2 separate regions of the Homo sapiens genome follow, and region 2 is linked to region 1. Evidence: read pairs that join two places in POLR2A ChIA-PET (ENCODE). Cell type or tissue: Panc1. All regions are shown on one strand. Each heading gives the region's core, and the rest is flanking DNA. Links, peaks and the distances in the headings are about the cores only.

What was found. ChIA-PET counts read pairs that join two places held together with the same protein. Peaks named below come from ENCODE experiments on the same cell type or tissue, not always from the same donor. Only the 100,000 strongest peaks of a DNase experiment are listed, where the experiment ranks them.
Region 2: POLR2A ChIA-PET joins it to region 1 with 12 read pairs; 1 of 35 experiments calls an interaction of 5 or more read pairs at or near these places.

What each region holds. Positions count from the first base shown.
Region 1 is chr2:170,842,891-170,845,706 of GRCh38, forward strand. It overlaps GAD1 (glutamate decarboxylase 1), which reads left to right. Exons shown (of 17, transcript NM_000817.3): 7 at 1,155-1,267; 8 at 2,616-2,731; 9 at 2,816. Among named protein-coding and RNA genes, the nearest start is that of GAD1-AS1, 26 kb to the left of the region's middle. In Panc1, for the core only: no CTCF peak of the experiment used is centred there; a DNase peak (open chromatin) is centred at 1,031.
Region 2 is chr2:169,450,852-169,453,667 of GRCh38, forward strand. No RefSeq gene overlaps it. Among named protein-coding and RNA genes, the nearest start is that of BBS5, 27 kb to the right of the region's middle. RefSeq lists a silencer at 701-856. In Panc1, for the core only: CTCF peaks have their summits at 1,415 (motif pointing right) and 1,615; a DNase peak (open chromatin) is centred at 1,470; H3K4me3 peaks cover 711 bases.

The sequences.
Region 1 (2,816 bases), core at 29-2,528:
ACAAATAGCTTTGCCTTACATTAAGCAAGCAAGAATTCCCATTAGTCTTCAACATTAGCACTTGGCTCAAACACCCTAACCAGTGATAAAGCTTCCCCATGTCACTTAGCTGAGTCAGTCTAGGCATCTCTTTTCGGTGAGGATGATCTGAGCCCAGCCTACAGACTCTAATGCTAAAGAATGCCAAGCAAAAACAAGAAAGACAAAAAGCCTCAGAGCTTAGTAAATATCTTTTTGTTTTCTGGCTTAATTTTCTGTGGACAGACCTTCCTTGATTTTTCTTAGGCCCCACGTTTGGTCTCACGATCTTGTTTCAATGACTAGTCTACCAGACTATGCCTCTGTGTTGAATTGCTTTGAAAAGAGCATGGCTTGCTACTTTTAAATCAGTTTCTTAGAAGACAAATGTAACCTTCCAAGATATCTGATGCCCACAGCTAGTTGTTTATGCCAGTTGACCGTCTTCTTGTTATTTATAATTTGTAATTAGAAAATCATCACTTAGAATTATTCTTGACAGATATTGACTTCAGAGAATTATAGAAACATAGCTGTCCTTGAGGATTATTACAGAAAAACCATGTAGATAATTATATTGAGATCTTTAAAACCTGGGTCAATATTTCCAATTATCTTCACAGTTAGCCTTCAGATGTTTACATTATTTTTAAAAGATAGACTTTGGCTCTGGCTTTTATATATTCTACAAGTGTGAAACTGGCAGTCAGCTTTTTTTTTTTTTTTTTTAAACAAATTGTAAACCAATTTTACATAGAACTTGGAATGCTTTTTTCAATTAACATTTGCATTGTCCTATAATCTTAGAGGTAAAAGGGACTCAGAAAAGTCATTTTCTTTCCTTCTATTCCTCTGGGTGGACCATGCCTAAGACATTCCATTCAGATAAGAATCTATTTTGTTGGTGAAGTATCACAGGGCTGGCACTTCCACCACCTCTCTCAGTAACCCAGGCTGGTTTCTGACATTTTATGATCGGCGACTTAATGCATTTCCAGGAAATGAATCATGTTAGTGGTTTGGAACAGCTTTTTTTTAGAACCCAACTACAAATACTAAACCAATCCTCTGTGTTCCTAAAATAAGTGGTTTGACTTCTTTATTTTCTTTCATCCTTCTTCTTACCACCTTTCCAGGTTTACATATGAAATTGCACCAGTGTTTGTCCTCATGGAACAAATAACACTTAAGAAGATGAGAGAGATAGTTGGATGGTCAAGTAAAGATGGTGATGGGATATTTTCTCCTGGTAGGTTTCTCTTCTCTTCCTCTTCTCAAGGTTTGGGATTCTTAAGAATACAAAATATGAAGTAGGTTTATGGAAGAATAATGCCTTAACATTTTTTTTGGATACCCTGACTTCCTATTTTTTCAAGATGAAGGCTAACAAAAATGCTACATTCTATATGAATTAACTAACAAAGGCTATGCTTAAATCTGTAAAAACTGACAAAGGCTGTGTCTAGATAATGCTAAATAACCCCATTTTTTCTTTTTTCTTTTTTTTTTTTTTTTTTTGAGACAGGGTCTCACTCTGTCATCCAGGCTAGAGTGCAGTGGTGTGATCCTAGCTCACTGCAGCCTCGAACTCCTGGGCTCAAGCAATCCTCCTGCTTCAGCTTCTCAAGTAGCTGGGACTATAGGCATGTGCCACCATGCCCAGCCGTTTTAAAATTTCTTTTGTAGAAACAAGGTCTCACTATTAAACAACTCCATTCTGTCAACAGCAGTTTGATTATGCTGGGGATCAGTGAATCAAGATTATTAATTAATTGATTGATTTCAGCCAAAATAGTATATCTACTTTGAATCTCTAGTTTGAAGTAGATAAAATAAGAATTTTTAAAACAAGAATAGGTATTCTGATGGTGTCAGAGACAGTGTGATTGTGTACAAGGGGAAAAGAAGAAATAAGAATTGCAGTTATCTAGGTAATTCAAGCAGACCACAAATTTGCCTAAGTTTAATTGTCAGATAATTAATGTAAAATTAACTAGTTTGTGTTGGCCAAACATACATAGTTATGTCAGTTCTCCTTGTGTCTTTATTTAGGTAAACATGAGTTTGTTCTTATTTTAATAAACTTAGAGCTCTCCTAAATGACTCAGTAACTCAGTTGGGCTGAAGAGAGCACCTAGGCAGGTAACCAAGAAATGTCATTGTTTCTTTCTGTAAGCTCCGTTACTCTTTCTTTCTCTGTCTTTCTGAACTCAGGGAACAGATTCATCTTTGTTCAGTAAATAGATTGAGCAGAAAGTAAAGCAGGAAGGATATAACTCACCTATCCCTTTGCAGCCACTGATGCAGCTACCTCTTATATTTCTGTCTAGACTTCAGGTGGAAAGCGCACTGAAGTACACGAATCACCTCCAGCCAAATTGCCTAGATAGCTTTGGTAATAAGTGTGACTACTTGTATTCCCAGGGTAAAGGGTCCAGTGGGAAGCCCCAGCAATAGGGAAGCCAGCAAAACCTATCAGGATATTATCCTTTCGCTTCCTGACCTCCCTTGTCTCTTGAGACACCAGCTCAGCGTTCGTTTTTAGAAACAATAATCAAAGAGCCCCAACACCTCCCAATATGTCCGCTTGCTGACAGGGGGCGCCATATCCAACATGTACAGCATCATGGCTGCTCGCTACAAGTACTTCCCGGAAGTTAAGACAAAGGGCATGGCGGCTGTGCCTAAACTGGTCCTCTTCACCTCAGAACAGGTGAGTCGGGGATGCTTTCTCATGGATAGTGGTGTTTTTTAGGGGACTTTCCAACTTCTAACCTCGAGCCTCTGTTTGTTGCAGA
Region 2 (2,816 bases), core at 6-2,505, 1.4 Mb before region 1:
GGGATTATGGGCATGAGCCACTGTGCCCGGCTATAGTTAAAATTCTTATGTTCGTATAGGCCATTATTATTTTCAAACATAAGCATAAATTTTCCCAGTGGATTCTTTGTATACTTTGAATACAAGTTCTTTATCATATGTGTTTTGCAAATATTTTTTCTTAGTCTGTGTCTTGTCTTTCCATACTCTAAACAGTATCTTTTGCAGAGCAGAAGTTTTAAATTTTAATAAAATCCCACAAACCACTTTTTTCTTTCATGGATTGTACTTTTGGTGTTGCATCGAAAAACTCATCCCTACCAATTGATTCTCTGATATTATTCTCTGATATAATTGTGTTTATATCAGAGAAATAATTCTCTGATATTACTTATCTCCATTTTGCAGATGAAAAAACCAAGACTCAAAGATTAACTAACTTGACTTAGCTCAGACCTGCAGCAAGTAATAGATTTGGGACTGATTTATATTCCATTGCTTTTTCCACTATATGATGTTGCAATGCTATCTGATCCTATTATTCTTGCTTTTGTTTTCTTTGCTTTTCTTTCGTTTTTTCTTTTCTCTTTTAAAGTTGTTTTTGGCTGAGTGTGGTGGCTCAAGCCTATCATCTCAGCACTTTGGGAGGCCGAGGCAGGTGGATCACCTGAGGTCAGGTGTTCAAGACCAGCCTGGCCAACATGGCGAAATCCCATCTCTACTAAAAATACAAAAAAATTAGCCAAAATACAAAAAATTAGCCCAGCATGGTGACGGTGCCTGTAGTCCCAGCTACTCGGGAGGCTGAGACTGGAGAATCGCTTGAACCTGGGAGTCAGAGGTTGCAGTGAGCCGAGATTGCGCCACTGCACTCTAGCCTGGGTGACAGAGCGAGACTTAAGTGCTGGGATTACAGGCGTGAGCCACCATGCCCAGCCACAAAGTTGTTTTTAACATAGGATGAGCATGGTTTGCTAGAAGAAATGGCAGCTTCCAGAGAAAAAGACATTGATGAAGCTAATCCAAAGTCTATCATAACGGCATTGTTAGAAACATGCTCTAAGGTAGCAATGCTAAGGATTGTGAGAGTCCGGGGAACCAGAGGAGCATGTTATAAAAACAAGAGCTCGTTTCCCTAGACATACACATACACACAACATTTTCCATACAATTTTAGGGGTTCTGAATGTGATGGCTGCTCTTCGACACAAAATATATGCAGAATTAATTCCCCAGGTTATCTAGGGAAAATATAAAATAATGTAAGAAAATAATACCTATAAAAGCAACATCATAATTCCTGTAAATAATGAGCATTCCCTAAATTCTCTGAATTTAATGCAAAGTCTGATTAATTTGGTTCATAGTAATTTTTGTCTTCAAGTAGAGAATCCATACCCACTCTGCTTAATAGCCTCTATTCTATAAATTGGCCACAGGATGTCACTGTTGTTCTAAGGAAAAACTTGAACAGCCTACCACTCCCACAACTTCCACCTCCCACCCCTACCCCCACCCACAGTTCCCAACCTCCTTAATATAAAAGGACTAAGTAATGCCTGGGTGATGAGGAAGGGAGTGAATGAGAACATTACCTTTGCATCCCAAGAGCTTTGTTTTAGGGAAAAAAAAAAAAAAAAAAAAAGGCCAGGCACAGTAGCTCATGCCTATAATCCCAGCTCTTTGAGAGGACCAGGCGGGAGGATCACTTGAACCCAGGAGTTGGAGACCACCCTAGCAACATATTCAGATCCTCTCTACAAAAAAATTAAAAATTAGCCAGGTGTGGTGTCATGCACCTGTAGTCCCAGCTACTCAGGAGGCTGAGATGGGAGGATTGCTTAAACCCACAAAAATCAAGGCTTCAGTGAGTCATGATGGCCTCCACTGCACTCCAGCCTCGATGACAGGGCAAGACCTTGTCTCAAAATAATAATAATAAATGTAAAATGGGGGTGGAGCCAAGATGGCCGAACAGGAACAGCTCCAGTCTACAGCTCCAAGCATGAGCGATGCAGAAGATGGGTGATTTCTGCATTTCCAACTGAGGTACCGGGTTCATCTCACTGGGGAGTACCGGACAGTGGGTGCAGGATAGTGGGTGCAGCGCACCAAGCATGAGCCGAAGCAGGGCGAGGCATCACCTCACCTGGTAAGCACAAGGGGTCAGGGAATTCCCTTTCCTAGTCAAAGAAAGGGGTGACAGATGGCACCTGCAAAATCGGGTCAGTCCCACCCTAATACTGCGCTTTTCCAACAGGCTTAACAAACAGCACACCAGGAGATTATATCCTGCACATGGCTCAGAGGGTCCTAAGCCCACGGAGCCTCGCTCATTGCTAGCACAACAGTCTGAGATCAAACTGCAAGGCAGCAGCGAGGCTGGGGGAGGGGCGCCTGCCATAGCTGAGGCTTGAGTAGGTAAACAAAGCAGCTGGGAAGCTCGAACTGGGTGGAGCCCACCACAGCTCAAGGAGGCCTGTCTGCCGATGTAGGCTCCACCTCTGGGGGCAGGGCACAGACAAACCAAAGGCAGCAGTAACCTCTGCAGACTTAAATGTCCCTGTCTGACAGCTTTGAAGAGAGTAGTGGTTCTCCCAGCACGCAGCTTGAGATCTGAGAATGGGCAGACAGCCTCCTCAAGTGGGTCCCTGACCCCAAGTAGCCTAACTGGGAGGCACCGCCCAGTAGGGGCGGACTGACATCTCACATGGCCAAATACTCCTCTGAGACAAAACTTCCAGAGGAACGATCAGGCAGCAGCATTTGTGGTTCACCAATATCCGCTGTTCTGCAGCCACTGCTGCTGATACCCAGGTAAACAGGGTCTGGAGTGG